Linked DNA regions of Mus musculus: region 2 is linked to region 1. The links are chromatin loops, found by intact Hi-C in ENCODE. Cell type or tissue: left cerebral cortex. All regions are shown on one strand. Each heading gives the region's core, and the rest is flanking DNA. Links, peaks and the distances in the headings are about the cores only. Region 1 overlaps Macf1 (microtubule-actin crosslinking factor 1). Region 2 holds the start of Mycbp (MYC binding protein).

Evidence for each region. A loop is a pair of places that touch in the nucleus more often than their neighbours do. Peaks named below come from ENCODE experiments on the same cell type or tissue, not always from the same donor. Only the 100,000 strongest peaks of a DNase experiment are listed, where the experiment ranks them.
Region 2: it touches region 1 in a loop (5-fold over the local background); 2 of 42 quality-filtered maps call a loop at or near these places.

Annotation. Positions count from the first base shown.
Region 1 is chr4:123,525,340-123,533,674 of GRCm38, forward strand. The region is part of intron 5 of Macf1 (microtubule-actin crosslinking factor 1); the gene reads right to left. Among named protein-coding and RNA genes, the nearest start is that of Gm31156, 23 kb to the right of the region's middle. In left cerebral cortex, for the core only: CTCF peaks have their summits at 1,641, 4,100 (motif pointing left) and 6,878 (motif pointing left); DNase peaks (open chromatin) are centred at 629, 985, 1,658, 2,401 and 2 more places; H3K4me3 peaks cover 2,818 bases; H3K27ac peaks cover 1,975 bases.
Region 2 is chr4:123,901,668-123,910,002 of GRCm38, forward strand. Mycbp (MYC binding protein) reads left to right here and starts at 3,346. Exons shown (of 5, transcript NM_019660.3): 1 at 3,346-3,420; 2 at 3,567-3,639; 3 at 7,967-8,015; 4 at 8,170-8,299. The coding sequence starts at 3,406. It also overlaps D130007C19Rik. In left cerebral cortex, for the core only: no CTCF peak of the experiment used is centred there; a DNase peak (open chromatin) is centred at 3,268; H3K4me3 peaks cover 1,847 bases; H3K27ac peaks cover 1,090 bases.

The DNA of each region.
Region 1 (8,335 bases), core at 228-8,227:
ATTGGTCCCCTTAAATTTGAGTTTATCCTTAGCCTCGTGTTGGTGTCAAATAGGTAGGTTACCTTTATAGGTTACCCTTATATATCAGGACATCTTTGTAATTAGTATCATTTGTCCACAGCTTAGCCAAAAAACAAACAAACAAGCTAAAAATCCAAATGTTTTGCATCTCTAAGGTTTGTATTTTGTATGCAGCAAAGGCCTGCCAATATGCCAATAAAAATTCAACCGTGAACGGCCTATAGCTACATAGTGTGTTATCCAGAATCTTCCTATAACCTTAGTTTGGTGTCCAGATTTCTGAATTAATATTCACAGCAGTTATTGTTGCCTGACAAGACATGTTAAAGCCCTAAACAAGTTCAATCACAAGATAAACTTTGGAGTTTTGAACTTTCAAGCTGCCCCATCTCATCCACTCACTCTCCCCATTCTCCCTCTCCTCCCCTTCTCCTCTCCCCATTGCCCCTCCTCCACATCCCCTGATCTCCTTTAATCTTAGCACTAGAAGCCAAGGGGGAAGAGCCCTCTCCTTCCATACAAACATTCTGTGAGTGCTATCATTAGATACATCCTCACAGGGAAGCGATTGCATCAGCTCTGCTAAGAACACCACTCTCCAGAGAGAAGAGCAAGCACCCTGAAGTCAGCTGCCATGCTCCCCAAGTCTTCAAGATCCCTCACACTCCCATGTTAATGTTAGAAATTAAGCTAGGCTTCCCTTTACCCTTTGTGCTACATAACAACTTCTTGAAGGGGGCAAACAAGCCAACAGCCCTGACTGAGTATGAGGAATGCCCAGAACTGCACCTTGAAAGACAATCCTACCAGATAACCTCAGCAATTATGCTACATGGACACTCAAAACCTGAGATTTCCCCAGAGCCAACAAGACTTGGTTTTAAGCATCAAGAGACAGACTTGAAATAGATTATGCTTGCCAACCCCTAGCCATCACTAACTCACACTCCCCATATAGGGGTAAGTTTGAAATACTCCAAGATCCTTACTGCTTACCACACTCCACTTCGATATGCCTGAGCGGAAGGAAATCCAAAAAGACAGTTTGATTACCCCAAATACACCATCCACCTCCTCCAGACCCCACGATCAGTATGGCTTGCCTCCAAAGACAGGGTACCATCCTCTTCTGAGAAGGGTGTGGAGGTCTTTTCAGGTTCTGTATCTTCAGGCCGGATCCCATGCAGGCGCAGCCCATCGCTGCCATAGCCAGAGGAGGATGGCAAAATGCTCACAGTGATGCCACTGACAGATAAATCACTCTGAGAAGCAGGCATTATGGGACCCTTGCAGGACACGAGACCTACATGGGTAGGCTCTGTGTGAATAGGGTCTCCTGACTGTTTTGGTATTGATGAAGCAACAGAACACTTAGCAATCCAAGAACCTGTGGGAGGGGCACTTGGAACACTCTTGGTTCTTCCCCCCACACTCCAGCCCTCTGAAGGTTGGTCTTGATCTACTGTTTCAGAGGGGTAATCCGTCCGAGGCAAAGTGCTGCTCCGATGTCGATGTCTGAGCAGAGTGCCTCCCTGCTCCACTGCAGTCTCTCCCTGCAAAGGCAACAGCACAGCCCTGCTGCTGCAGGATGCTGTCCTCGGAAATTCCACCAGTTGGCTCACAGACTTCTCACAGTTCCTTTCTGCTGGGTTATCAAGCAGGTGAGCAATGACTGTCATACCCTCTTCCAGGGAATCCCAGGCCCCTCCAACAACTGATGACTCATTCTCCAACAAAAGGTGAGCAGTCTGGATCTCTGCTTGGAAGCTCTCCTTTACCTGCACAATCATCCCTTGATCGCCCACCCCTGAGTTGGGAGCTGAGTCTCCGGGCAGGAAAATGTCTGATGGGGGGTGCTCTGCCCCTCCCACTCCGGGCTCCTTTGGGAGCCTCGCTGTTAACTTCGTTAGGGTTTCAGTCTCTTCAATGACTCCAGTGCCTTCCAAAGCTTCCTCCCTGTGAGATGCTTCTGGAGTAAGGATTTTCTTCCCTCTCCACTTCCTTTTGAACCGAACCCTCTTCTTAGGAGATATGGGAGCCTTCTCAGGAACAGCTATGGACTCTTTCGGCTCCTTAACACAGCCCAGTGAATTTCCCATTTCTTTCCTCTCTCAATCTCAGAAAATAAAGCAGTTGAATCAGTCCTCGGATCCCAGAGGCATTCCAATGTCGGCTTCATCGGACTCGATGCACATTCAAAAGAACCAAAAACCAAAAAACATGCACTATGCCGGCAATCCCTCCAATCCTTTCTCCCTCCCTCCCCGCCTCTCTCTGTCTCTTCCAGCCGCTCGATTCAGACAGCCATCTTACAGGCTCAGAGCTGCAACAAGACAAATTTCAAAGCATCTCACTGCAGTTCAGAAATCACTTGACCTAAAAGCAGACAGAAACCGGATTGGCTGCCGCTTCCTCTCTCCAAATATGAGGTAATTGGAGCACTGCCCTCAGTAACACAAACAGAACGCAAAAAGGAGCTAGAAACCAGGGAGAGGGAGGAGGAGGGGAGAACGTAAGAGTAAATGGAAAGGGGAGGGGAAAGGAAGAGAGAGAGGTAGCCGGAGAGAGGAGGAGGAGAACAATATCAAAGAGGGGGTGGGGAGAGCAAACCAGCTCAGTGGGTACTAACTAGCAAGGGAAGGGAAGGGCCAGGTAGACAAGACCAGAGAAGCCGCAATGAAAGCTCCCAACCTATGAAATGAAATATGTTTTAATCACTGCTCCAAGACGCCCAAAGGAAAAGAGCAAGCAAGATATACATAATCAAATTTTAACCTAAGAAAGATTAGAGCCCACTCCTTCCATTAAGAAAAGAAACAGGGGTATGAACAATCCAGCCTCCTGTGGCATATATGGCCAGCTCCAAAGAGTAACATCCACTAATTCGGATGGCCAGACACACTGATGAAAAACCTGGAAATTGATTTTGAGTATAGTATGTTAAGCCTCAGGGACAGGTGATCACTTGTCAATACAATATAAAAGTCAGACAACAGTATTTGACATAAGTGTTCAATAGTAATCATCAGTACTGCCTTTGCCACAGTTAGCTATCGTATTTTGAGTACTTGCTATATAACAAGTTCTATGTGAAGATACACACATATATAACATATATATAATGTAACAGGATAATATATATTATTCTGTTATATTCTCACAGCAGCCATGTGTGGCCCAATTTTTAAGTAAAGAAAACTCAGATTTAAGAAAGCTGATTAACTTGTCCAAGTTGAAATAACTGAGGACGGGGAAGACACAAGCCATTTAGACTTCATGTTAACACGACAAAATGGTTGATGTGTGTAATCTCAGCTACTGGGAGGCTAAAAAGGAAGAATTTCAAAGCAAGTCTGAAGCTAGCCTGGACTACTGAGTGAAACCCTGTCTCGAAAATACCCATAGAATAAAAGAGAGACTTTTCATTTCAGCTCCATTAATTACTAGAGGGAGAAAAATCTGCTCTCCACTGCCATAAAACAAGAAGATATTCCCATAGTTCTAAACTAGCAGCTAGACTCTGTAGCCAAGCAACGAAGAAATAACACTTGCTGCTGACTGGGGAGAGCAGCTGAGGGACTGAAACCCAGGTGATTTTCACTCAGACTGATGTAAGTAAGGCTCATAGACCACACCCTGCGCTGCCAGCCAGCAGAATTCCTCCACCAGGTTTCCAGCACACTGCCTAACACATGCAATCGAAGGCTCTCTGAATGGAGTGGGAGAAAAGAGGTATGCATGTTTCTTCTCTGTTGTAGCAGTTTATCTTTCATGTTCCTGCAGTGCCAGGAATCAAATAGAGGGCCTTGTACATGCTAGAGGCATATGCACCACCACTAAGCCACATACACACTGTGTATGTATGTATGTACATGAATGTAATGGGATTTTGCTATGTTGTCCTGGCTATGTAAGCTCAAAAAACATATACCAGCACAGCCCTATCACCTTTCCTGAAGAGTCTTCCCAGAAGGAAAGCAACTAGAGACCCTAAAGCCCCGGCCGGCCGGCTCTTGTGTAGCTACAGTGGGTGCTTCTTCCCTTAGTCTGGCACTAAAGGGCCAGCAAAACTGCAGCGCCATCTTATGGACATCACAGCACACAGCAAGTCAGAGCAAGGGAAACTCAGATCAGTTCACCAGCAAAAAATCATGACATTACAACCAAATTGTTCGTGCGGCCACCAAACCTTCACAAATACAATGAAGAAAGCAGAAATAAGGGTACTATTAAGCTTCATGCAGCAAGGTACACATTTGACTTCCATTAATGAAATATAACCTAATAAAAAAAAATCCCCCAAATAGATCAACCTGGGACAAAAAGAGATAGCTGCTTAATAGTAGAACTATTACTGCAGTGGGTTTCTCTAGGAAGCTTATAGAACTAAGCTTATTCTATTTTTACTTCTGTGAGTCTACTCTTTTCTAAATGTCTATATGTCAGTTGCGTCATTTTCTACTACAGAGAAAAACTGGTCAAGACAGGAACAGAAATTTGAGAAGGGTGGAACTAGGTTCAAATTGCTAAGTGGCTTAACTAATTTACTGAGTGATTCAGATTTCTTACCTATAAGATATGGACACTACCACCCACATAATGGGGTTGAAAGACAAGGCTAATGATATAATGTCTGTAAAGCACTTGGCTCAGTGCCTGATCTATAGTAAATCTCTTTTATTCCCATTTATGCCTGGGGCTAAACATTAGGAGCCATCCCTAGCTCCCACAGGGATCTCAGTACACCTCTTTTCCTTGATTGTATTCTAAGGAAAGTAAATAAACCCCAAGATTTTCTTCTTAGACAGGGATGCTTCCACTCTTTCTGAGTTAACTGACTACAGGACTAACGTGTGCATGGACCCTCACCTGGCATAGCCTATGAACATATGGCTATGCCTTCTCACAAAGCAAACTTTTGGGATCTACTTATTCAAGTCTTTTCCTCTGGCTTTTTTGGTAGTTAACCATTTATTACCCACAGTTTTCCTTGAGAGAAAACCAGAGTTAAAATGCACAGTCATTCATTCACTCTGTGAACATGAATGGCACTTTATCATACCCCAAGAACTAAGCAACCATGAAGCAGGAGGAGGAGGAAGAGGAGGAGAAGGAGGAGGAAGAAGAGGAAGAAGAGGACTTAGAACCAACTGGCACGGTGGTGAGGTAGAGGCAGGAGGATCAGGAGTTCAAGGATAGCCTGGGCCACAAGAGACCTGCTCTGGGAAGGAGGTGGGGACACACAAACTAAAAGTCCTCAACACCTCAAAAAGTGCTTGAGCCAAACCTAGAGAAAAGGCATTCTGTTATTGCTATAAAGATATGTGGCCCGAAGAGACCAACTGGTTACTGTTTCAGTTTCCTCATTTGGACAATGCTTAATAATAATAATTAAAGTAATTAATTTAATTTAATAAGCCATCATAGCCAATTTATCCGTTCAATCTACCTTCACAGCTTTTAGATGACCAAATTCATAGAACATTCATCCACTTAGTGAATATTCATTGACTGCTTATTTTATGACAAGCAAAGACTGTGAAGGCAACAAAGTCCTTGGCTTTGCTAAGCTTACTCCTAGTGCAGGAATCACGTGCAAACAAACAAACGTGCAATATGACAAATAACAATATTACCTAACAAGTATCATAAGTCATAATGGTGTTTCCAGAACAATTTGTAGACAAGCTTTGGGCAAGAAAAAGGAAGGAGGGCTGATGAGACAGTGATTCAGAGATGTGCTGGGCTAGCTATCTGCCTAAACTCAATCACTACAACCCCGCCCACATAAAGGTGGGAGGAGAGAAGCAACTCCATAGAGTTGACCTCTGACTTCCACATTAGGCCTAGAATTCCAGGCCAGCCGGGCGTGGTGGCACACGCTGCCTTTAATCTCAGCACTTGGGAGGCAGAGGCAGGCAGATTTCTGAGTTCAAGGCCAGCCTGGTCTTCAGAGTGAGTCCCAGGACAGCCAGGACTGCACAGAGAAACCCTGTCGCGGGGGTGGGGGGGGGTGGGGGGGGTGGGGGGGGGTGGGGAAGGATTCCAGACCAGGTGTCTAACCCCAAACCTCTTTCTTCAATGGCAAGGTCACAATACACAGATGTTCACTGCAAAAATGGCACTTTATTCACAAGTGAAGGCAACAAAGCCCTTATAGTTAATTAAGGAAGGAAGTGTGGCACAGCTGTGAAGTGTACCATTCACATCACACTCTATACACGCCAAGATGAACAAGCCACACTACTCTTCGCCATCACGACAAACCCCACAAACCTTAGGGCTGGGTTAGGAATAGAGCACAGGCCTTAGCTTGGGAGTAGAGCATGGGCCTTACATGAACAAGGCTGGAGTGGGCACGTTGGAAATATAAAACATACAAATGCTAGCACATAGTTATGATTCCAAATCTGCTGTTAATGCACAAAATTGCATAAGAAATGATATGTGCCAACTTCAAAAGGACATTTACTACAGAGCAGAAAGAGCAAGAAGCAACGTATCTGAAATGTTTTACTTCCTTTAAGAAAAAGAAGAGGAAAACTGCCTCAGAAGAATAAAGAACAAAATATTAACTTCTGTGTCACTGTAAGCGACTATATGTACAAGGACTGCATACACCTCCCAGTCCTTGGAATTTTCATAACTAAAGACATAAAAGAAAAGAATTCCAACTATTCAACACATATTTTAAAAATATATGTCAAAAGTATTTTAGAAACCATAGTCTCAGGCTGGCAAGATGGCTCAGCGGGTAAGAGCACTGACTGCTCTTCCAAAGGCCCCAAAGGTTCAAATCCCAGCAACCACATGGTGGCTCACAACCACCCATAGTGAGATCTGACGCCCTCTTCTGGCGAGTCTGAAGACAGCTACAGTGTACTTAAGTATAATAATAAATAAGTCTTTGGGGGAAAAAAAAAAAGAAACTATAGCCTCTCTATAAAGATATTGGTACTACCATTCTCATCAGTACTAGTAAAGTTTTCATCTGAAGTCAACCTCTATTTTAACAAAATACTTCTTGAGATTAAAACCACTATCTATCATGTACATGTACACAAACATCAGTGTTCTACTTCATCACCACCAAGTGCCAAGATGGCTAGAATGGCCACTTTGCTGATCTCCTAAGGTCTAACAGCTCTACTCTGCGTATGTCTATGGATACAGCTACATAGTTTTATATAGTAACACTATATTACAATGTGTTCCTGCATGCTGTAAGCTTGATGAGAACATCTAATGAGTATATAGACAAGAAAAATCAATCTTCAAAGCTCAAGCCAGACACATCACTAGCATGGAGAAGGGGAAGCAAGCACAAAGTTCCACCCTTAACCAAGAAGCTGTCTGCAACTATACCTGCTAGAGAGGGAAAACACATCAGCTTTCTGGGCATGTACATCACCCACACTGCAGGGCAGGTTCCACGCTCAGGAGCAGTTGGCCAACACAAATGGAATCCTTGTTTGTTATGTGTATGTGAGGTTTTGTTTTGTCTTTTTCATTTGTTTTATTTGTTTGTTCTGAGAGAAACTGAGAGAAAAGGACACGAAGTTTCATGGAGGGAGAAGTAAGGGGAATCTTGGAGAAGCTGGGGGAGGAAAAAATAATACAATCAAAATATACTGTATAAAAAGTCAATAAAGGTTGTTTTGTTTTTTAAAGAGAGATGTGGGCTGGAGAGATGGCTCAGTGGTTTTGAGCACTGACTGCTCTTCCGACGGCCCTGAGTTCAAATCTCAGCACCCACATGGTGGCTCACAACCATCCATAATGAGATCTGACACCCTCTTCTGGTGTGTCTGAAGACAGCTACAGTGTACTTACATATAATAAATAAATAAATCTTTAAGGGGGGGGGGAGCATTATCTCCACAGTGTGAGGCAACTCAGTGGTTAAAGGTGAGTGCTGCTAGGCCAGAAGACCCGGAGCCCATAGGCTAGAAGGAGAGAATGGTCTCCTGAAAGTAGTCCGACCTCCATACACACTGCAGCCTGAGTGTGAATGCACATACATTCACTTTTAAAAGTAGAAGTGAAAAAATTAAGACACATCATTATTTATCATAGTCCCACACCCAAAGTGGGGGGAACCCAAATGCCCATCTACTTATGAAGAAAACAGATAGCACCTACAGCTTGCCCTCTAACGATACACTAAATAGCAGTAAAGCTGATTCATGCTGCAACACAGCTGAAGCTGAACATCATGTTAAATCGAGGAAGCCCAGTGCTGGGGTACATGCTTGCAGGGACACTGGTGGTTTTTTGTATGTATATTACATACAGCATATACATACATGTATAT
Region 2 (8,335 bases), core at 48-8,047, 380 kb after region 1:
TGAAGTAAGTTTTGCACAACACTTGAGAGTGGTTCCTGGATAAACAAGTATAGAATACATAAAATTATATATTAGTAAAACTTAAGTCGGAACCCTGGGACTCTCAGGAGAGTCGTTGTGTGCAATGTGCAGAAGCAGAAAGCTAGCGGACCTGCTGAATGGCTAGCTTGATTATTTCTGGCCCTGTCTGGCAGCTTTGCCTGTGTCATTTATCATTAGAACTTCACAGGAAAACGTAAGTAGCTGACCTCGGATCTCTGAACTATAATAAGTCAAAAGTTAAAGTTTAAATAATGATAAGTTTGCAATTGTTATTTTGGCCACAAGCCGGGGGGATAGGGAGAGCTTGAAGCTTTGGGGAACAATTGTAATTCCTGGTTCTCTGTGGGATGTGGCTATTCTTCTGAATTTGATTTGGCAATGATTATACAGTGTTTTTTTTTTTTTTTCTACTTGTTTTTGGAATATCGATAGACTGGGGCAAGAAAAAGGCGAGAGAGCAAGTAAGAAAGAGTTAGGTGTATGTGACGAGTGTGTGTGAGTGTAAGGAGAGTGCACGTTGTGTGTGTGAGTGAAAAAGGAACACATAGAAGTGTGTAGGAGGGGCTGGTGAGATGGCCCAGCAGGGAAGAGCACCCGACTGTTCTTCCGAAGGTCCTGAGTTCAAATCCCAGCAACCACATGGTGGCTCACAACCATCCCTAACAAGATCTGACTCCCTCTTCTGGTGTGTCTGAAGACAGCTACAGTGTACTTACATATAATAAATAAAAACAAAACAAAACACCATGACCAAGGCAATGTATAGGAGGAAGATTAAAAAAAAAAAAAAAGAAGTGTGTAGGAGTGTGGGAGTTCAAGAAAAGGAAAGTGCACAGGAAAAAAGCAGAGTACAAAAGAGAATGCAGTGTGTGTGCAGCCTCAAGCTGTGAATGAGTGAGAGAGAGACAGAGAGAGGAGAGAGTAAGCCTTGAAAAATTGCCTGTCAGTTTGTACCTGAAAAGTAGTCTGTGTCTGTTTATTATGTGCCTTCCAGATATCCCTGCTTCCAGTTGAGAACTCTGACCCCGCTGGACCCTGACAATGACGAAGCTTGACCATTTTAATAGACTTTGAAAGAAAAACCACAGGGCAGGCAAGCTATAATCTGTCAGTAAATGGGGGACAGGAAAAAAGGGAATGCAAAGGAGACTCATCTCATATGGGCTCAACTCAGGAACCTGCCAGAGGCTCCCAGTCCCAGAAAGCATCCACTGACTCAGTGGCTCTGAGTCCTTGTCTGCAGACTTGGCGTTCATGGTTGGTAAAGGGTGATGGGCTTGTTCTACTTGAGACAGAATCTCAGCATGTGACTCTGGCTGGCCTTGAGTTTAGAGATTTGCCTGCTCTGGCTCACGAATGCTAGGATTAAAGGCGCATGTCATTACTCTCAGTAGTGAAGGTTTTCTAATCATTTTATTTAAAAATACTTTGTTTGTTGTGTGCATGTGTGTGCCTGCAGCACATGTAGAGGCCGGAGGCACTTTGCAGGTCCTGGCTCTCCTCTATAGGACAGCTCCAGGGATCCAACAAACATCAGGCTTTATCCACCGAGCCAGCTCATTGGTCTACCCAAAGATGAGGTTTTTTTTTTTTTTTTTTTTTTTTTAAAGAGCTTGGGACAGGAGCTAGAGCTCCAGAGAGGGCCCAAGAGAGGGCTATGGAAAGGTTAGATTGGCTCCAATATAGGAGGAAGTCCCAAGAAAGAAGAAGAAAAAAATCCAGGTTCCTGGGGTGGAGTTGGGAGTTCACACATGGTGAGACCCTGCCTCAAAACAATAACACAACGCCTCCCCATCCCCACTCCATGTAAAATTCCCAAAAAGCTCAACTAAAAAAACTGGATGAGTCTCGAATGCCTTAGAGCAGAGATGGGAGGGAGGAAGGGCATTGCCAACAGGAACAAAGGGAGGCAAGGCAAGCACCACCCACCAGGGGACTCTGCTTTGCACTTTTTCATTCAGTTTGTGGTTGAAGCTGGGTTCATAAGTTCTTTCAACATGAGTTTAAGTTCTGTGGCTTCTCATAACCAAATATGTTTTTTTCTCAAGACCAACAGAAAAGACAGTATTTTCATTATTTGTGCAACATAGAGCCATCGTTTTGCTTTTCTTAGATAGTCTAGAAACTTTGCAGCTAGGGAGCAGTAAGATGACTTGGTGGTAAAGGCACTCGTTGTCAAGCCTGACAACCTTAATGCAATTACTGAGACTAACGGTGGAAGGAGAGCAAGTCCTATGAGTCTTCCGATCTCCAACTGCACCACGGCATGAATACTCTTCCCCAACTCCTGGAAAAAAAAAAATCCACTGGATTTCAAAAAGATAAGGTGGGGGTAGGGCCTTACATTAAAACAAGACTACAATGAATTCTTTGTTTTGGAGACAGGGTTTCTGTGTAGCCCTGACCATCTTGGACCAGAATGGCTTCGAACTCAGGATGGTCTCCACTTTTCTTGCACTGAGATTAAATTCGTGTGCCACCAGCGCCTAGTGAATAGAATGACTTCTATATAGAGAGATCAAAACAAAATCTAGCCAAGTAGCAGGCACAACTACAAATTCATTAAAGGGCCCTCTTCTGCACTTAGAAATCTCCTTAGAGAGACATACACACTTAGTACTACCTATAATTATTTTCAACATAAAAACACGCATAATATATATGGAAAAGAACTTAATGTTAACCACTAAGGGGGTATAAAAAAAAAAAAAAGGAAACTAATGACAAAGGCAGAGAAAAGAACCACTTCAGAGGTCATTGCCCTAATCCAACATTGCTGTAGAGATAAGTTTTCTACCAGCCAGCAGTTATCTGCAAATATCACGGGGCTTAATGATTACAAGCAAGCCCTGAACAAGCCCAAAAGAGATTCTTTATTTAGCTGAGGGTGACCTTGAACTTTTTCCTGGTGCTGGGTATTTTTCTGAGCCAAGAAACACGGCATTGGTCTGTTCCTCACCAAAGACCCAAATGACAAGGAGTGCGCGCCCACTAACACGTGGGGAGATACTACATCAGGAGCCTCTAACTCCTGGCCACACCCATCCAGGGCCCCACAGGTCGTTCGCCTGGCTTTACCTAAACCTCGCCTCTTGCTAGGCAACCGAATCGCCGCGGCAACCGGAACAGGAAGACGCGAGACTGCCCGGAACCGCGGAGGGCGGGCTCACGCAGCCTCTCTAGGCTCCGAGGAGACAGGGATACACAGCGTCCCGGTCGCCATGAAAACAGGCCACACCCCGGTGGCCCCGGCCCGTGCCTGCCCAGTGCGCAGACGCGCGCGCCGTTCCGCGCATGAGCAGTGAGGCTTGGAGCCCGCCTGCCCGTGTCTCCGGCGCCAGCTACGCCGCTGTGGCTGTCACTATGGCCCATTACAAAGTGAGGGGGGCGCGGCGTGGCTCGGGGCGTGCGGGCGGCGCCGGGTGGGAGTTGGGGCGTGTGCAGGGCTTGGGGCCGGCGGCGGGGCGCGCCGTCTTCCTGCTCCGGCCCCGGGCTCCGGTCCCTGACCCGCCGTGTCTCCTCAGGCCGCCGACTCGAAGCGCGAGCAGTTCCGGAGGTACTTGGAGAAGTCGGGGGTGCTGGACACGCTGACGAAAGGTGAGCCGAGGCGGGCGGCTGCAGCCCACGTCCGCGCGCTCTTGGCCAGGTGGGGCCCGCCCCGGGAGCAGCGAGGCCTTGGGGTCCCGTGGGTCGGGCGCACGCCGGCCGCGGGACTTCGCCTCGCCCCGGTGGTCGCTCTCTGCCCCGGACTGAAACTCTTGCAGCTGTTGCAAAGTCTCTCCAACTTCCGTTGCTTTCCCGCGAGCAGCCGCAGTGGACACGTTAGCAAGACCTTGAGATCCCAGTTGCTCCCTGCCGTATAGTGTGCGGGATTTTACAAATTTTTCTTTTGGACAAAGGCAACTAAGAAAATGACTGGATTTGAAAGTGGGTTATTAAATGGCTCTAGTCCCCGAAGCTGGAGATTCATAGACAGTTTGGGCTGTGGCTTTTCAACTCTTTTAGCCTATAGTAATTCCTACTTTGTGTAGATATCATAATTAAAGTGGAATTACAATTTGAAAAGTGCTTCAGAGCACATAAAAACAGCTATATTCTTTACTTTAAAACAATGGAAGCGTAAAGTGTATCCCTTCCTTTCTGGGTGTAAGGCTAGAGAGTATGGTGGTTGGAATCATAGAATAAAGCTAACTGGCCTTAACAGTATATTGAATGCCTTCTACATGGTAAGAACTCAACATTGCTTGGTGTTTTCAAGGGAATAGAATGGAATGGCTGGCAGGGATTGAAAACTTGGTCCTTTTGAGAATAGGAAGTGTCTGGGAAATAATTTGTATCTGCTTTTTAGGGAACAAAAGCTAGGGGAAAATTTGGGAGAACTTAGAAGAAAGCAGGGCTTTTAATTCTCTTACATGGATGAACTGACAAGTTAGAATTACTACTCATTTCCTTATGTCATCGGAAGTCAATGTGAGCAAAAGTATAAGGAACTACTCTGTGAGACCACTGTAGTTTGTGGCATCAGAAGTGTCACAGATGGCTTGGAATTCTGTTAAAAAAAACCCCTCATGTTTCTTTCATGTAATGATTTTACTCCAGCCGTGTGTTCTGGGCACCAAGGGGATACAGCCATGGAAATGTTCTTGCTTTTGGGAGCTTGTAGCTTAGATAGGGACACACACACACTAAAACTAGTGCCAGCTAGTGGTAAATGTCTAACTTAAACCATAGCAAGGATAAAGATGGGACATTTTACATGGAGTGGCAGAGGGAAGACCTTGAACAGTACGGATAAGTATCCTTAATCTGAAATTTTGAAATCTAAATTGCTCTCAGATTTGTAACTTACTGAGTATTGATGTGGAAAGTTCCATACTTGACTGCATAAATTATGTCAGTCAAAATTCAGGAGCCTAGGAATATGTACTTGTTCAAGATCATGTTTATATTATGTGAATAAGGTCTATATGGAATGTAAATTAATTTCATGTTTAGGCTTGGATCTCATCTCCAAAACACTCATTATGTATGAGTAGATAGTTCAACCTCTGGAGATAAACACTGATACACTTTTGGTCCCAAATAATCTGTGTGGTAGGGTCGTGGAATGAAATGGATGCAGGAGGTTGACAGGCAAGAACACTGAAAGGCAGATGGAGTACAATTGTAGATAACTGAATGCAGAGCCAATGTGCAGCCTTCAGGCTGTGTAAGAGAATGGGAACCAAATTTTACAGGATCAAACAGAGATGTTTCATACAAGTTTACATTTTTCTTTCAGCAACATTTCAGAGAGGATTTAAAGTTGTTTCTAACATGAAAACATTGTAAGAAGCCAGGCATGGTGACATGTTTTTAGTGCTCTGGTGAGGGAAAACAGATCTGCATTCACTGCTTGCCTGGAGCATGTATCAAGATCTGTTCCAAAAAAAGTAAACTATAGCTAGGCTAGAGAGATGGCTTAGAGGTAAGATTACTTGATACACAACTATAGGGCTAGAGTTCAGGTACCAGCACTCATAATAAGCCAGACAGGGTCTTGGTGTGTATAATTCTGCTAGCCTAGGTAAAAGGATGGAAGCTGGAGGCTGAGGGAGACCTTGCCTCAAAGGTTTGAGGCATATGCAGAAGACCTAGACATCTTGTTTCATTTCTAATTGCACTTGACAAGCTGAAGTAGGAGGACTGATTGAATCTGAGACCAGCCTTGGCTAAAGAGTAAAACTACATCTTTAAAAAAAAAAAAAAAAAAAAACCAAACCAAACTTAACCAACCAATCATCAACAACAGAACAATAACAACCTTCAAGACAAAAACATCCATGAAGAAGGTGAATGCATAAAATAGCATTTTAGTTATTTTGAGCAGGGTAGCAAACTTTAAAATACCTGGCTTTAAATACCTAGTTGCTAAGAGCCAGCAAGAAGGCTCAGCAGGTGAAGGTGCTTGCTGCCAAGCCAAATGGACCTGAGTTTGTTTGTTTTTTGTTTTTTTGTTTTTTGAGACAGGGTTTCTCTGGATAGCCCTGGCTGTCCTGGAACTCACTTTGTAGACCAGGCTGGCCTCGAACTCAGAAATCCGCCTGCCTCTGCCTCCACGCCTGGCTGGACCTGAGTTTGATTCCCAAAACTCACATGGTAGGAGGGTATAGGTTCCTGAAACGTGTCCTCTGATTTCCACCGCCCCGCCCCCTGCCCCTCTATGTAACTAGTCACAGTAAATTTAGCTTCTAAAGCAAAAGGGAATGAATATGATTTGGTTGCATTCTCTTCAGATAAAAAGCACAATCATCCCATAGCAAAGAACAAAAAACTTAACACTTGGAAGCAGAAGGGAATGGGGATGCAATGATGGACGGAAAAGGCAAGAGCACTAACAGTCACACCCTATGGAAGTTTCCATCCTAGCCGGCCTGGTGGGGCCTGTGTTTAATCCCAGCACTTGGGAGGCAGCATTCTCAGAGGCAGGCAATTTCTGTGAGTTCATGGCCACCCTAGTTCACTTAGTTTCTGGACAGCTAGGGCTGCACAGAGAGATGCTATCTTTAAAAGTAAGTAAAGACTAAGACTCAGTTCAGGTCAGTGGAAGTAAATGGAAGAAACACTTTTAAATGTACAATTTTTTTGTTTAAGCAAAAAGTAGTAAGTGGGGATTTGAGAGAATGTAACATACTAAGAGATGATGGTCAGATAGTTGATATAAATGTACAGATTTCTCAAAAAATTGTGTATTTTTGTGTAAAAGTACCTGTTCACTTGATGTTTTTCATATTGTCTGTACTTTAAATTATTAAAACTCAAAAACTCAAGACATGTAAATTGGTTTACAACAGGATTTCCTAATTTGGACTCTCAAGTTAATGCATATTTAAGTTACAAATTTTACTTTTATCAGATTTTTATAACACCTGTATGGGAGGGACTGAGACAGAAGGATTGCCATGAGTTTGAGGCCAGCCCAGAGTACAATAGTGAATTCTAGGTTAGCTTGGGTTACCTGTCTCAACCACACAGTGGCTCAGGAGATTTTTCAGAGTCCTTAGCACTAGTGCGGAGAGCTTGCCACCTGCACACTGAATCCTAGGAGGATGTGTTTAGTAGACGAGTGAGAGTGTTGACGGGAAGCTAGCGCAGCTTTAAATGTCAGTCTGAGCATGCTGACTGGGAATGCTTTCTGGTTGGTGCCTAGCCTGTCATGCATGAAACTTAATTCTTGAATGTTCCAAATGGAATGCTGTTAATTACTTAAAGTTTCTTAAATTTCTTTAATTAGATTACATTAGACTTTGTTTTTGAGACAGAGCTCCTTGTAGTCCAGGTCTCTAGCTAATTGCTTTTCCAGGATGATCTTGCACTCCTATTCCTCACCTCCTCGGTACTGAGATAACAGGTGTGGCACACCGCAGCCAGCTCTCCTATGCTTCCATGTCCCACTTAAGTCAGTATTGTACACAGCATTCAGGACGGGTCCTGCCACCTCCTTGATTTCAAACTGTTAAAATATGTTTGTAGTCCTTAGCATCAATATTCAAGTAAGTTTTTCTCAGTCTGGCCCTTAGACTACCTTTCCATTCACTATCCACGACATACTTGACACCTTAGTTCCCTTGTGCTTTGAACTTTCCCATTTTTATCTGAAACACAGCTAGGTCTCAGGGCTGCCTCTGATGCTAAGTATTCCTCCAGTCTCATTCTGAAACTTACTAACCACTAGTGTAGTTCAGTATTCTTGTAGTACCTTATCTTTTATAATGGATTGTAAGTTTGTTGCTAGCAAGGACACTGTCTGACTTGTTTACCACTGTATGGACAGTCTTAGCAAGCTGCTCACCATACAATAGGCAGGCAGTATTTACTGAATTTCAGAATATTTCAGCCATCTACGCTGGAGACTTCATTGCTTCTCTTTCTCTTTGGTTTGCAGTGTTGGTAGCCTTATATGAAGAACCAGAGAAGCCCACCAGTGCTCTGGAGTATCCTTTTCATCTCTGAAGTAAAAAAGCCATATTTTTGACATTTTTATTTATTCACATATATAATAAGCTGGATAACTACTGGTGGTGTGTGGTGGGTGACTGTTCCCCTGGCCTTATTTTGTTCTGAGTACATTCTTAACACTGATGTTAGTTTTTTAAAGCATCACTTAGGAGCTGCTACCCCGGAAAACCCAGAAATAGAGCTGCTTCGCCTAGAATTGGCAGAAATGAAAGAGAAATATGAAGCTACTGTAGAAGAAAATAAAAAACTGAAAGCAAAGGTAAATTTAAAAAAGAAATTGAAATTAAAAAATAAT